Linked DNA regions of Mus musculus: region 1 is linked to region 2. A link is a loop called in an ENCODE intact Hi-C map of the cell type or tissue named here. Cell type or tissue: heart. All regions are shown on one strand. Each heading gives the region's core, and the rest is flanking DNA. Links, peaks and the distances in the headings are about the cores only.

Region 1 (8,340 bases), core at 283-8,282, 250 kb before region 2:
AGAGAAAACAAGATATTCCATGACAAAACAAAATTTACACAATATCTTTCCACACATTCAGCCCTACAAAGGATACTAGATGGAAAACACCAACATAAGGAGTGAAACTACACCCTAGAAGAAGCAAGAAAGTAATCTTTCAACAAACCCACACAAACATAATTCCACCTCTAACAAGAAAATTAACAGGAAGTAACAATCACTTTTCTTTAATATCTCTTAATGTGAAAATTAATATTACCAACATATCCTAATCGATTGAAATTGAAAAATATGAGGAATTAGAAATTTGTCGGCTGTCATCTTGTGGTCTCTCTAATTTGGTAATGGGAGAAATAGGTCCAATATTGTACAATCCATATATACTTTCTGCTTGTTTGTACATGACAGGGTCTTGCTGTGTTCCACATAATGGTCTTGAAATCATGCTACTCCTATCTCGGCCTCTCTATTAGTAGGATTGTTTATTTGATGTTTTTACACTATTCTATGGCTTTCAGAACAGCTTACATATTTCAGGATTGTTTACACAACCAAAAGAAATGTAGACAATTAATTTGGGAAGTGGCTTGTACAGAACAATAAAGAGTGAGACTGAAGGCTTTGCTAATATTTATAATTATTGTATCAATTTTGAAGAAGAGGACTTTATAAGTTACTTATTCTGAGATGAATGCTTTTCAAAATCATCACAGCCAATGAACCAAAATCTTACCCTCACCTAATGTCTGTTCCACCCTCCAAGAAGAACCATTGTTCATTAAAACAATTGATGAATGACTTCATGGATAGACCATCTTAATACCACACCATTTCTTAAATGAATGTAACCTGTTCCCTTTGGGCTGAGAATGACGACAATCACTCAAGTCAAATAGCTTTGACCATAGCATAATATCTGTATTCAAAAATTGTGCCTACAGTTCATTCCTTGTCACAGCAGGACTGTCAACTCTTAGCTTAGCTACTATGGAGGTAAAGTCCTTTGGTGATGTGAGAGACATTCAAGTACAGTCTTATTACAATGAACTCCAATGTTCAAAAACTGTTCTTATTTCATGTTTGTACCACCATAAGAGCCAATATTTTAAGCTCTACTAAAAACAAAACAAACCAACCAAACAAAAAGACTTTATCTATTTATGCTCACTAAAAAAACTAATAGTGATATATTATTTTAAAATATCATACAGTTAATATATTTGAAGTTATTTAAAATTTACATTGAGAAAAATGTATGTATTATCAGTATTGCTGTAGACAAACATTTACATAAGACTTCAATTGATTGTTGTTTTATATCAACTTTTATAATACTCATTTTTATTGTTACATTATTTTACAAATTTTAAATAATATGATAAAAAACAAAAGGTATTGCAGGTTTTGAAGGGGGACTATCCAGGAGAAGCGGGGTACAAAAGGGAAAGAAGAATGTGATATAAGTCTATTTACTATATGTTTTTAAATGTTAAATTCAGATAAATTGAAATTATGTATCTTTTCTCATCATAATGCAATAAAACTTAAATCAAAGGAAAAAAATCCAATAAGAAAGTAAAACAGGCCCTACTGTTGGCTCCTGCTTTGGGGCTACCAGACGTTACTAAGCTATTTTATCTATATGTTAATAAACATAAAGAAATAGCCAACAGGCTCTTGATCTAAACTCTAGGGCCATGGAATCAGCCAATAACTTATTTGTCAAAAAATTAGACCCAATGACAGCAGGATGGCCACCTTGCCTGTGTGTCATCGTGGCTATGACATCACTGGTTAAGGATGCAGATAAATTAACTTTAGGGCTAATTTTTTTTTTAAACAGTGGAAAACACTATTATTTTTTAAAAATCTCTCAACATTTCAACTCTGTAGAAATAAAATGCAAAATATGTGCCTTTTAAAATTAGCATATACTCAACTCTCCGGATCACAGCAATCTTCTATAGTGAGACACACCTAGGAGTGGAGAGGCCTTGCCTGTCTGGACACTGTATTTCCTGGTGGAAACCACACTGGACTTCCTCAGTTAAGAGAGTCCCTGCAATGCTGGAGTAACTGGAATGCAAAGCTAGAGCTCTCAGGAAAGGACCAGGCATCGACAGTTCTGAGGTGCGGAACAGCAAAGAGCTGCCCAGGAAGGCCAGTCTCAGTAATAAAATTTCCCAAGTTCTGCTGTAGGTACACCTATCTACATGTGCCCTCCCCCAGCCTTGAGCAGGCTGGCTCAGACCTTGTTTGCCACAGTTGCTAGCTCACCTATGGTGGAGTCTTCCAACCTAGGTAAAGTCTTTTATCTGCCACATCTGCAGCTTCCTGCAAAAAGCTACCTGCTGAGCAGCTGAGCTTGTTTTCCGGACAGATCCTGACAAAACAACCACATCCTGGCATAGTGGGGGATTGCCTTCGCCCCTTACAAGCTCAGACTCATAAGTAAACATTGGGCCTTTATCAGAGAACTTTGTCTTGGCTCCTTATTCCTCTTGCTGCCTTTCCATTCAACCCCAACTTTGCTTTCAGGAACCAAGTAACCCAGAGCTGCTGGCAGCTACAGGTGGCACAAAACAAGTGGCCCGAAAAAGGAAAGAACGACCGAGGGACACTGATTTGGTTGGGCTTCACAGAAAACAGAAGAAGATGTATCCTGCACGGTAAGCAACATACAACATTAATGTTAGCGCTACAAATTTCATCTTTTGAAGGCTGTTGATCGAAAGGGTGCAAAGAGGATACAGGCTAGACTGAGTCAGCGTTGGCCCAGAGCTGGTATGAGCTATGAGCTAGGGGTTGACAGTGGAAAATGGGACTGGAAAATGGAAAATTTTAAACAGGCATTTTTCCACAGTCAAGAACTGCATCAGGCTGGAGGAGTAGGGCTTAAAATAAAATAATAAAATAAAATAAAAAGAATAGAAAACAAAAAACAAACAAACAAAGCAAAAACACACACAAAAAAAGGGCCGTGGGATATGCTAGGTATACAAATGACATGAGAGAGAGGGATCAAGAGAGAAGAAAATGGGTTTCAGAGCTATCCCAGGGACAGAAGGAAATCGGGAGACGTCCTGCTTCCTCTCTGGCCCCTACAGGAGACATCCTTAGTTCCGGTTACATCAGGTTCTCTACCCTCTCTGTAGTATCTGTCTTTTGTGCACCAACTGGTCTACATGTCAATTCATGTCTGTTTTTGTTTTGTTGTCTGAATGGCTGTTGTTCTATGTTTTATATTGAAAAGAAAAATTGGTTAAAACTTTATCTGCTGGTTATCCATCTCTTGATTCAGTCTCAGTTGCCCCACACCCTTAGCCAGGAGTCAAGCACAGCAGGAGAGGCCCTGCTGAAAAGCTGCTTTTAAGAGGAGTCAGCAGCTTCTTAGTTCTAAGGCAAATTAGTTGATCCTTGTCTTTTTCTAGAAAAATCTCTGCAATTGTGATTACTGGTTTCAGCAAATGACAAAGTACTTTTTCGCTTGAAATTATACCTAGTAAATAAAAATTATTTGTCTGGTCTAAATTTATAAGATCTGTGAAACAGCTTCATTTGGTTTCTGGCTGGTCTTAAAGGTATAAATATGCTCTGCATGTCTTGGTCATAGAGTATTGGTTTGTAAGTTATCAGGTATGATTTGGTAGCAGAAAGTTAGCTTAAAACTGGTAATTCAGGGTCAGAGTCATTTTAAACAACAATAAGTGGCATGAACCAGCCCAGGAAACCAGGCCTCTAAAGATACTTCTATGTTGGGATAATATTTTATGTAGTTCTTATCCTAGAAACTAGACTTATAAGGGACAAGATTTAAAACAGTGTCTCTTTAATGAAGCATTAAAAGTTGCAGTGTCATGCATTCATATGTAAGAACTGGCAGTCAAACTTTGTAATGTGAAAGTGATGCTTCTGGTATTGCCTTTAAAGAGAATAGATTGTTTAAAATTGGGTTTTGCTTTCTAAAAGTTATGGTTATTCTCTAATATTGCAAAAGAAACTTAAAAAAATATGGTTAAAATTGCCAGTGTTCCATTGACTGGAGTTTGCAGTTTGATCACAAGCTTAGGATTTTAAACTCACCCATATATTGTAATTAAGATGATTACAAGAGTAATCATCTTATGAGAGTGCTAATGCAGCTCCCTGCAGCCTTCCGGCCATACAAAGCAAAGACAGGCTTATCTGGATATATTCATCTTTGTGCAGAAATTGGACCCTCATACAATCAGAGTCTAGCTATGGCTGCTGCCTTGCAGGGGACTCCAGTACATACAAGCAATGCTTTCACAGCGCTGAGGTGATAAGGAATGTTTTAAGTATAAATCATCTTAGGAAAGACTGTCCAAAAATTAGAGGCATAGACAGACAGTAGAATCTTTTTTTTTTTTTTTGTCTTGCAAACCCTGCCTATGGAATTTTGGGGGAGCCTTGCCTCTCCTTGCTTCCAGGAAATTATTTTTAAGCCAAAATAACATTATTAAATATCTATCCAGGTGTTCAAAATAAAGCTTAAACTTAAGTTTTATGAAAGGTCAATGAGGCTGTGGAACTTCTAAGGGTATTTATTGCATTCTGGCCTGCCCACTCCATATAGAATTATTATGGATATGGAAGGTTGTTTTTTCCTTTGCATTCTGATCATTGTAAAGGGTTTGCTTCTAGTGAGCTTGTGATCTGTGGAGAGCCGCAATAACATTTACCATCATAAGATGGCGCTGGCTCCGCAGTGCCTTATGCCACCTAAACAAAGAGCAAGCTATGTGCGCATGTACTAGGAGCAAAAGCCCGCCAAAGTCACTAGCCCATTTCCCTGGGCACTAGCCCATCCCCTGGGGCACTAGCCAATCCCTGGGGTGTATGAGATCGTGGGTGAAGCTACCAGTCGTATTTAGACACGTCACACCAGCGGGTATTTAAGCCAACACGTTTCTGAGCCCTCTTTGTCTTTTCTCATCAACATGTAATAAAAGATTAGCTATGGAAGGATCTTGTGTCCCGTGTGCATGTTTTTCGCGGGCGATCATTGGAAAGTTTTGCCTCTAGGAATGGCTAATAGCCTTACATTATGTAAAAAAAAAAAAAAATTAGTCTCAACTTCAATACAAGAAGCTAGAACTTTGAGTCTTTCAGTGTATATTGTTTCTTATATGGAAAGTATTTTATTAGCTAATGCCTATGAAGGGAAATTTACTACAAACCTTTGCTCTTACACAACAAGATTTAAAATTTTGGGGAATAGTTGTTGCTCCAGAAAAGATTCATAGGTAATATCGTTTTTTTTTTTTTTAAAGATTTATTTATTTATGTTAGGCATATGAGTACACCACCATTGCTCCCTTCAGACACACCAGAATAGGGCATCAGACCCCGTTACAGATGGTTGTGAACCACCATGTGGTTGCTGGGAATTGAACTCAGAACCTCATGAAGAGCAGTCAGTACTCTTAACCTCTGAGCCATCTCTCCAGCCCCATAGGTAATATCTTTTTCAATATTTAGGGCCTCAATTATATCCTAGAAAAATTTTGGCACAGAAAATTTGAGAAAGAAATGAGGATTTGCTTACTTCAAATTATTTTCAAAAGCTTCCAGGAGATGTACATTGGCTAAGACCTCACTTTAAGCTCACCGCAGGATGACTTAAGGCTTTGTTGGATGTTAGCAAGGGAGATGCAAATTAACTGGTGAGAGACAAATAGCTTTGCAGAAAGTAGAGGAAGCTTCTGTAATCAATTGTTAGCACTTGTAATCAAATGTTAGTTATTATTACTCAATGTGCCCACAGCAATTCTTTGGCAAAAGAGAGCATTAATGTGGATTCATCTTTCTTCATCTCCAAGTAAAGTCTTAACATCCTATTATGAAGCTATTGTGGTGTTAATAAAAATTTGTAGGATAGAATCATGAAGGTATTTTTGGAAAGAATGTCTTAAAAACCTGATGAGATGTCTATTCCTTGTTTCAAACAGCAATTAAATCAGTTATTCCAGAATATTGATATTTGGTCTATTGCATAGTAAATATTTTAGGCAAAATTGATAATCATTATCTAAAAGACAAGTTGTTAAAAAATGCTTCTATGCATGCTTTTGCATTTCCTATAAATTAATGCATGCATCCCATAAAGAATACATCTACTGTGTTCAAAAACAGTCCTTCTATGGAAGAGAAGTATATGTGATTGGGTCACATGCTTGTACTTTTGAGCTCCCTCTTGCTTCAGCACAGATAACTGAATTGCATGCTATAGCCAGTGTTTTGAAATGTTGAAAAATCAAGCTTTAATTTGTATACTGATAGCCAATATATATGTATGTACACACACACACACACACACACACACACACACACACACATATCGGCTTACAATTGTTTGAAATTGTTCCTTTTTTAGATATTGCTAATTCTCAAATTTTGCAATTGTTTATGAATATATAACTCAAGTTAAGAGAAAATACTGTTCCTTTGAAGCACTGTCCTTGGACATTTAAGAACCCATCCTGGACTGCCTGGACAAGACCCTTTAAGGCAATGCCACCCCAAATTTGTATCCCAGGCAGATTATAGGCTTTACACAAGAACAATTGGCCATATAATCTCATTCTTTTTTTTTTTTTTTTTTGGTTTTTCGAGACAGGGTTTCTCTGTATAGCTCTGGCTGTCCTGGAACTCACATTGTAGACCAGGCTGGTCTTGAACTCAGAAATCCGCCTGCCTCTGCCTCCTGAGTGCTGGGATTAAAGGCGTGCGCCACCACGCCCAGCATAATCTCATTCTTTACATCATCAAAATAGTAATGGCTTGAATAATAATTTGTTATTTTTAGAGAAAGTGCATGTCAAATTGTAAAAACTTGTTTTCAGTGTCCTCAGTTTCTACCTGCTCCACATAATGGTATTAATTCTCGAGGACATATACTTAATCAATTATTGCAAATGGATACTCATATTTCTGATTTTAGAAAAATAAACTATGCACATGTGACTATTGATACCTTTTCAGGCTTTCTAGTTGCAACCTCTGACAAGAGAAGCAACTAAAAGTATAATTAGTCATTGCCTATGTTAATTTTCTTTTATACTTGGTGTTCCAAATCATATTAAAACAGATATTGGAACTGGCTACTTCAGTCAAGCATTTGAGATGTTATGTCAACAATTTAATGTTACCCATGTTACTGTTTTGTTTTTTTTTTTTAAATAATTCTCAAGGACAAGGTATTGTGGAACTTTAAAACTATATCTTCTTAAAAAACAAAAAAGGGGGAATTATATTCCTGTGCACATTTTTTAAATCACTCTTTTTATTTTTAAAATTTTAAAGTTTGGATGTGAAGAACTCTTTGCTGGGTGTCTATAGCATCCTATAACTAGGCATACTCATGCATTGGAGAGATAAAAGTATCCACTTATTGGCATATGGCACGATCCTAGTCAGGTATTTAATGTGGGGAAGACGGTGTGTTTGTGCTTTTTCCACAGAATGCTGCAGGAGCTTGCTAGCTGCCAGAGTGACTGGTGTGACAAGCTGACACAAAAGGATGGTGCTGACCTGTGAGCTTGCTGAGTACTTTGACAGTGTGACAAGAAAGCTGTGTTGGGTGTATGTTCCTGACCCATCTTTGCTTGCCTATCTTCCAGATTAGACAAGCTGCCTTGTTTCAAGCTTTTTAACCTCATGGGACAGAGAACATAAGAGACTGTGAAAACTGATTTAGAAAAATTAATCAAGAGAAGGATTTATAATGACTCTTCTCTTTCCTTTAATGTGACCAGTTATTCTGACTCAATTATGGACTAGCCTAGAAATAAATCCAATATTGGAGATTCCAATTATGAAGATAGCTAAAAATCTTTATCAGCCAGCTTACCTGGCTCTTAGCACTATTTACCTGAGAAGTAACAGTTTTTCTGTTGATTCTCAGAGCCACCTCCCCAACACCTGGTGGCCAAACTTTGTCTGATCTTGCCAATTTGCAACTGAATCGAATTCCTGTGACATACCCACAGACAATTTTAATCCTGTTGCTTTTAGCTTTTGAGTTTGTATTTCAAGCAGGTCGGTTACAGGCTGGCCTTCATCAAAGCTCAGATGGCAGTTATTCATTGCTATGAAGAGATTCATTAAGTGTATATCGTGGCTTTGGTCTGAATGGGGAAAAAGTGTGCTTTGAGGGCTAGCAACTGAAGACAGGCCACTGGCTATGGCTTTTTTCATCCTAAGACAGAAGAATGTGCCAAGAGGCTGTGTTTGTTCATAATAAACGCTAAAATGCCGTGTTTATGCAAAGAAATACAAATAAGCTGCACGTGTTCTCTGAGACGGGTCACAAAGAGTCCAATACATTCAGTCCTA
Region 2 (8,340 bases), core at 328-8,327:
TTCTGACCTCTGAGTTGAAGATCAACCTTTCAGATCCCAGGTCTTGACTCAACAGAAATGATGCACTTGGCCACGGAGAGACATGAACAACGTCTCCAGTAGCAGTATTCATAACGACCTCAAACTGGAAACATTGGTATGTGAGCCATAGGCTGGATGGGCATGTTGCAGTGTTAGTCTGTAGCCCCAGCTACTGTAACCCACAAGGAAGACCTTCCCTGGCTGTCTTGGTTAGGCCTTCTACTGCTGTAATAAAGCACACAATGACCCAATGCAACTTGTGGAGGAAAGGGTTTATTTCATGTTATAACTCAGGTCATAGTTGGTCACTGGGGGAGTCAAGGGCAGGAGTTCAAGGTAGGAGCTGAAGCCATAGCCATGGAAGAATGTTGCTTGCTCCTCCTGGCTTGCTCAGCCTGCTTTCTTATACAACCCAGGACTTCCCAGGTGTAATACCACCCACAGTGGGCTGGGTCCTTCCACAGCAATCATTAAAGAAGAAATACCCCACAGCTTTTCCCACAGGCCAATCTGGTGTGGGCAAAGGGAGCCAGACGTGAAAATACTCCACAGCTTGTGGTCACATTTACATGAATATTCAAAATGAAATAAAACTAGTGTAGATATTGGAATTTCTAGGGGCCACACAAAGGCTGGAGAGTTTCTTCCCTGGGTAGCTGGTCCTATTGCCTCTTCCATAGCAACTTTCATAGGGAGTGGGGTTTTGGGAGCCATTTTGCCTGTTTCTGTGAAAGTCTGCCTGTCAGGCAGAGTCAGGTCAGGCCAGGGTCTACTGACAGATTTCTTGGCTTGCTGACTCATGGAACAATAAGAGGAGGTACACTTGAAGCTCAAGGCAAGGGGTTGAATGTTCTATTAATCTTGGAGGAAGAAACAGGGAGGAATAGGGAGGCCTTCAGATGTGTACAGATATCAAATGTGCATTAGCCATTGTCTCAGCTGGCTTGTGACTTTGTCTCCCACAATACTGTAAAATATCTAAAGCCTAAGAGAATTCAATTCGAGGCTGCTGCAGTACTGACTGGACAGCCCTACCGATTTCTAACCTTTGTCTCTGAGTCTTCTTTTCCATCTTTCCCATAAGCCTCACTCAACCCTCAGGGGGCTGCTTGACTTTGTACCTGCTGGACTGGAAGAGTGGGGTTAGAAAAACAGAGAACCAAACCCAGGTGGGTTTTTGGAGAAGCAGCAGGTAAAACAGAAAGACTTAATAGGAAAAGAAGCAAGGAATGGCAGGCCCAGAACAAATTCCTACTGTGTTGCCAATGGTTTCATTATTAAGATGAAATGGTTCCTCTGTATGTTCATCGTCTGAGCGGCAGACATGCAGCCTCAGTGTTCCCATCCCTGCATCATATCTGGCTGTGTCTCCAGCTACTGCAGAGCAGGTGGCTGCTCATGAGATCAACATTTCTATTCTGTATCATGCTGAGATTTTATTCTGAGCTGTTTCTCTCGGGCGTTCAGAATCCTTTCCTCTAATAATATCAACTAAACAGGCTGTGGCGCAGTGGAGAACCTTGACGAGGAGGTGGTGGCACATTCTCCCTAGAGCATTCAAAGACAGAGAAAACAGAGAAAAGGGGTTGGGGCTCAGTGTGTAATGCTAGTATGTGCATAATGGGGGTGTCATGTGTATGTGTGTATTAGTATACACACACACACATACACACACACACACACACACACACACACACACACACGCGCGCGCGCGCGCGCGCGCGCGCGCGCACATGTACACAAGCACGCATGCTCACATACCAGAGGTTGACATTGGGCTGTCTTCATCTATGACTTTCCCTAGTTTATTTTTTGAAACATGGACTCTTTACTGAGCCCAAAGCTCACTGATTCAGCAAGGATGGCTGACTAGAGGATTCTTGGACATTACAAGTCTTTACATTTTTAAATTCCACCTGTCTCTGTTCATCTAGCACTGGGATTACAGTTAAGTCCAGTTTTACATTGGTTCTGGGGATCTGTATGTAGGTCCCTGTGCTTGCTGAGGACACCGAGCCATCTCTGCTACCTGTAACTGGGGCTCTGAAGGATGCATTTATAGTGTTGGGGGTGTTTTGTGGAGAAAGTGAAGAGATCCGTGAGCTAAAAGTACCAAATATCAGGTATTTTCATAACAGTACTTGGGTTTTTTGTTGGTCAGTTATCAACATAAGAAATATTGAGAATGACACATGTATACAGTAGGTGCCAAGCAAATGGTCTCCAAATGAAAAGGTTAAAAAGAGGCCGACACAGATGTTTGCTGTTATCATACAGGGGCCTTGATAAGTCATAGGATTTGAGAACGCAGAGACTTATGGTGCTTCTTCTTTGTCTACTGCCTTCACAACTAGCTTCAGGTCAAACACTTTAAGACCTCAGAATTGAATTTGAGGGCAGGATGAAAGAGAAAGATGTGATAACTCCCGGATGGGTGCCTCTTAAGGACAGCAGTGCTTTCTAGACTAATGGAGAGCTACGGAATGATTTTTTTTAAAGCTAAAACGCTATCATGGGAGAATTGGAATAGCCCCCAGAAGTCATTTATCATGTCATCTTTCTGGCTGAGGAATACAGAAATCACCAGTTGATGATAAAAATCTTCTATGTTTATACAGGCCTTCCATTCCCAAGGAGATCTCAAAGACACGATCTTCATTAAGTCTCATAGAATGTAAGCATGGTCATGAGCTGTTTGACTTTGGGACCCACCTTGAGATGCACATTGTCTAAATTTTTGTTGTGGTAACATTACATAATACTCTTACACTTCAAATGGTAGAGCCTCTGACATGACACACTTGGTCTCTGTGGCAAAGTCTATACATTGGTCTTTGATATGGATCTTACTGCACTCCTGGTCTTTGAGTAAAATCCACTGTACCTCTGGTCTCTGAGGTAAAGTCCAAGTCACCCCTGGTCTCTGAGGTAAAGTCCACTGCACCTATGATCTCTGAGGTAAAGTCTACTGTATTCCTGTCAAGTCACCCCTGGTCTCTGAGGTAAAGTCCACTGCACCTATGGTCTCTAAGGTAAAGTCTGCTGTATTCCTGTCAAGTCACCCCTTGTCTCTGAGGTAAAGTCCACTGCACCTATGATCTCTGAGGTAAAGTCTGCTGTATTCCTCGTCTCAGAGGTGTTGCTCACTGCACTGGTCTTTGAAGTAAAGTTCGCTACACTCTTGATCTGTGTAGTGCAGACCATTACTTCCAGGCTACAAACCTGGTTTGTATGCTATTGTGTAGACTATAAGCCATGTCAAGTATTTGTGTATCTAAACATATTAAACATAGAAATGAAAGTCACAAGGGTAGCTATTTTTTAGCTCCATTATGATGGTAATGGAGCACAACCTATTGGTTGTTGTTGATTAAAATGTCATTATGTGGTGCATGACCATTTTCTGAGACTCAAAGTAAGTTCTGAATTTCTAAATTCTTATCACCTTGCAGCTTGGTTACTTGAAGACAGAAACACAGAAGTATCTTGGAAAGCGTCCTCTCAAAGACACACATCTGTTTATTATAGGAAGGGTTTGCAGGGCCAGCTGGTGCTTGCTTTTTTGAAGCTGCCAATCAGCCAGTGTTCTTTTGGAAATCTTTTCCCCTCTCTTCCCATACAAGAAGAATCACAGAGGTGCTCGGGTGGAGAGATTGAGCAGAGGGGCTAACCTTGGAGTGGCCTGACCTGGAGGTGTCTTTCCAGGGACAGGGGAGGGCAGGGCACCTGTGTACTCTGGGCCTCACTTAGCAGTGAGACACTCCTGGTGGGCAGTTTTGAGATGAGAGGTGCAGCAGGCAGGGCAGAGCAATACTGGAGACAGGTGCTGGTATAATCTGGGCAGCACAATGGCCCAACTGGCAAGGACAGCTCGCAGCTCCCCTGTAAAGGAGACAGTGGGAGGGCTGCAGGCCTTTCCTTCTCACTTCCCCAGGGGTACTTGCCATAGAACTTTGGTATGGCCTTTAGGAGCCAAAAGCTTGGTAAACTGATATTTTTCTTTGGTTTAGAAAAATACAGACAGTGTGTGTGTGTGTGTGTGTGTGTGTGCGTGTGTGTGTGCTGCAGGCACTATGGAACCCTCATTCCCCTTCATTCAGTAGCGTTTATGAGCTTCCTACCATAAGCACAACTTTAATGATGGATGCTGGGGATGTGATTCGGGACTGGACAGAAGCCCCTCCTGTCAGAGCATCTTGTTCCATCTGGAAGGAAATGAAAAAGCGAATCAAGGAACAATAACATAAGAGAGACACACAGGAAAAAAAAAAAAAGAGAGACACACAGGGAACTGAGGTGCCACAGAACAGGGTCATACAACCCGACTGAAGGGCCAGAGCCAGCAATTAGGATGGAAGCCACGTTTAAGATGAGATTTGAAGACTTTGTCTTGCTTTATGTGACCCTCCATTTCCACCACTGCAGCACTCAGTGCTGACTGCAGTAACAAGTCACCTCTCTTTGACTGGGCATTTAAACCCCAGGTCCTGGGGCAGAATATAAATTATTAAAACCAAAGATAAATCTTGTATCCCCCTGTACCTGAGCTTTTATGTATAGTAGGTTATAAAGTGACACACACACACACACTAGTCTGAAGAACTGGGAACAGAGTCCTTCAGAAACACCAGCATTCACTCACAGCAGGCCCAGCATCAGCAGGCCATGTTGAGCATCTTTGCAGTCCTGCAGGTACCAGCAGCTGCTAATTAAGGCCACACTGCCACCATGAGGACAGTCTGCCTAGTGTCTGTCAGGATTAGGATCCTTGAGACCCAAGCCTGCTTGGAAGCCCAGCTTCCTGCTGGAGAGAGTAGTGACTGTGTAGAAGGGAAAGGCTTACCTACTCCAGGGGCCCCTCCCTCTGGCTGTCCCAGCCTCATCCAGGCAAGGGCAGAGGGTCTTTTTGTAAGTGTGCATGTACAGTACAGACCAGGGAGTCAGGCAGAAGAAGGCACATTCCCTCTCTCTGCACTGCAAGGCTGTCTTCTCTTGGACTCCTGCTGGCCCACCCCTCCCACCTCCCACCGCAGGCTTGCATAGCTGACTTTGACACACTGTTGAAATCAAAGAATGCCATGTGATGAATTGGCAGACTTCAAAGCTCTGCTGTATACTCGAAACACACTATCCCTAAATCTTATGTCTGGAAAGAGGCATTTTCCCAGTGTAAAAGCAAACGGAAGCATACACATTCAGTGTTGGGAGTAAGGGTGTGTGCAGCAACTTGCAAACTATGTTTTGTGGATTTTAGGATCAGCCAAGCAAGTGTAGAGTCTTCCAGAAATGGAGTTTCCTGTTGGGAAAATTAAAGAGGTTTATAGAATGTGGGATTAAGAAAGGACTTTTTATGGACTGGAGCACCAAAACAAAACAAAACAAAACAAAACAAAAAAAAACACTTGCTCTTGAATCAGCTGAGTCCCCAGGCTTGGCGGCCCAAGTCTCTCTCTCTCTCTCTCTCTCTCTCTCTGTGTGTGTGTGTGTGTGTGTGTGTGTGTGTGTGTGTGTGTGTGTGTCTGTAGAGCTTCTGCATGGCCACTTAGGAGGCCTTAGAGGGTGGGCAGAATTTTTGGTAGACGCCATGCCATCACCATGGACAAGGGTGACCCCAACAAGCCACGGGGCAAAATGTCCTCGTATGCCTTCTTCGTGCAGACCTGCTGGGAGGAGCACAAGAAGAAGCATCCCGATTCGTCGGTTAACTTCGCTGAGTTCTCCAAGAAATGCTTCGAGAGATGGAAGACCATGTCTGCAAACGAAAAGTCGAAGTTTGAAGATTTGGCCAAGAGCGACAAAGCTGGTTATGACAGGGAGATGAAGAACAATGTTCCTCCCAAAGGTGATAAGACAGGAAAGAAAAAAGATCCAAATGTTTTGAAGAGACTGCCATCTGCCTTCTTTATGTTTTGCTCTGAACATTGCCCAAAAATCAAAAGTGAACACCCTTGCCTGTCTATTGGAGATACTGCAAAGAAACTGGGTATGATGTGGTCTGAACAATTTGCCAAAGATAAACAACTGAATGAGCAGAAAGTAGCTAAACTAAAGGAGACATGTGAAAAGGATATTGCTGCATACCATGGCGAGGGCAAAAGTGAAACAGGAAAGAAGGGTTCTGGTAGGCCAGTGGGCTCAAAGAAGAAGACTGGAGGAAGAGGAGGAGGAGGAAGAGAAGGAGGAGGAGGAAGATGATGAAGAGGGAGAAGAGGAAGAGGAAGAGGAAGAGGAAGAATAAGTGGCTGTCATGAAGTGTGGAGTATCTGTGCTCAGGCAATTATTTTGCTAAGAATGTGAAATTCAAGCACATTAGCTTCAGTATAAAAACTGAACAGATTTTTGTGTAGCTGATGAGATTCTTTGTAGAGAAAATACTTTTAAAAACGTGTTTGTAGCTTTTTCAGGGGCTACAACGTACAGTTAGATTTAAAACTTTTGATGTTGAATGTTTCTAAATATTTAATGGTTTAACTTCTTATGGTAGCAAAAATAACTTTATAAGAATCTGTATTACCAGTAAAAAGATTTTTTTAGGATTCTGCATTTTTTAAAATTTGTAATAAAATTATATATATATATATATATGTATATATATATATGAACACTTGGACCCAGGGCCGGCTCTCAGCACACTCATGTCAGCTCATGACCACCCGTAATTCTAGCTCCTGGGGATCACACATGTGGTGCACATGAATGGACACATACATAAATGAAAAGGGAAGAACATTTAACAGTAGCCTAAAGTGACAAGTGACAGGTTGAAATAATTACTTCAAAGAAATTGAAAGTAGTAGATACATATATTGCTGAGCTTGTTCTGTGTTTTTCTTGCTCTTGAATCAGAGCAGCGCTGACCACCTGAGGAGATGCTCATGAGATTGGGTCTGTAAGGTTTCCCTGTGGAGGGAGGTGGAAGGCTCACGAGGCTCAGGGCTCAGGGGCATTAATGACATCCTTCCCGGTCCCCTTTCCTTAGAGAGGACACAGAGGCTGTAAAGCACCGGGCTGGGACTGTTTGGTGATGTGACTGCCTGTAAGCTGACAGGGACCTCTGGGCAGTGGAGCTGCCTGTGAGCTACCCATGCACCTGTAAGTAACTTCAAGAAACTCATCAGCCATCAAGCTGACTTTTACAGAAACCTCATTTTCATCTCTACTTTCCAATCTAGGCGAGCAGACATTTTAAACATGCAGAGCCGTTACCTTCAGTGATGGTTAATATTGACCGACTGTCAACCAGGCAGGATCCAGAATCCCTGTAATGTCAAGTCTCGAGTCACACCTGTGAGGGATTCTCTGAATTACGCTAACTCTGAGCAGGTCGTTGGTGGGTTGTCATGATTAGTTTGAGGTGGGTGACTGGGCTGCTGTAAGCAGCTCTGCTCCACAGGACAGGCTGAATAAGAAGGACAAAATGAGCTGATTGGAAACATTCATCATCTAACTATGGAAGCAATATAACTGCAAGGTCCCCTCAGTGATGACTGTATACCTTTGAACTGTGAGACAAATACCTGTCTCCTTGCTTTTTTCAGGGTATTTTAACACAGTAATAGGAAAGGCAACAGATATACTGTCTATTCTAAGGTCTTTCCTGATGATCCCACCACAGCATCCAAGGGACCAGGCTAAGAACTCAGGAGGTGGAGTGTCCCTAACCCCTCCAGCTCCAAGATGCATTGTTCTTCATGAGAAGAACAATGTACGCCACTTTAAAATGTACGCCACTGCATAAGTCCTTCCAAAAATAAGGTAAGAAATTATGATTGAAAACATGGCAAATGTGATTAACTGGCTAGGGTGATTTATTTTTATTTTTATTTTTTTGAGTAGGCACTGTTCCTTCCTGTCAGGAATTACAGTAGCAAGCATCTGTCTAAAAGTTACCAGTCAAAGGCTCAGTGCCTCAGACTTGTTTCAGTGACCAGGTTACTAAGGAATGTTCTCTACATCTGTGGGTTTGTAACTGGGCAGCTCGCAGGGAACTTGCTGCATTTTGTATTCAACCTCACACAGACCTCTGCTATCAGCAGACGTCTGCAATTGTTCTTAGCTCAGTTAGTAATAATTCAACTTCCCACAAGGGGGCAGCAAAGCCCACAGCATTGTTAACCATCACTCTCCGGCCTGGGCTGGAGAGAGACTTCTGAGGGTGGTGGGGCCTGACACCCTGAAGGGTATAGCATATTGAGACTGTGATATATGCCATGAGGTGCTGTAACTACTATCCCGAGACAACTAACTCTAGATTTAAAAAGTAGATCTTAATGTTTTATACTCTGTCACTAGAACTTATAGAAACACCTGTATCCATTA

The links. A loop is a pair of places that touch in the nucleus more often than their neighbours do. Peaks named below come from ENCODE experiments on the same cell type or tissue, not always from the same donor. Only the 100,000 strongest peaks of a DNase experiment are listed, where the experiment ranks them.
Region 1: it touches region 2 in a loop (11-fold over the local background); 12 of 42 quality-filtered maps call a loop at or near these places.

The regions. Positions count from the first base shown.
Region 1 is chr9:15,429,694-15,438,033 of GRCm38, forward strand. It overlaps Gm39294 (a long non-coding RNA gene), which reads left to right and starts at 2,495. Exons shown (of 4, transcript XR_870550.1): 1 at 2,495-2,651. In heart, for the core only: a CTCF peak has its summit at 4,678; no DNase peak of the experiment used is centred there.
Region 2 is chr9:15,677,286-15,685,625 of GRCm38, forward strand. Gm35225 (a long non-coding RNA gene) reads left to right here. Exons shown (of 3, transcript XR_379172.2): 3 at 1-279. It also overlaps the pseudogene Gm5119. Among named protein-coding and RNA genes, the nearest start is that of Gm35225, 10 kb to the left of the region's middle. In heart, for the core only: CTCF peaks have their summits at 4,757 (motif pointing left) and 8,107 (motif pointing right); a DNase peak (open chromatin) is centred at 4,756.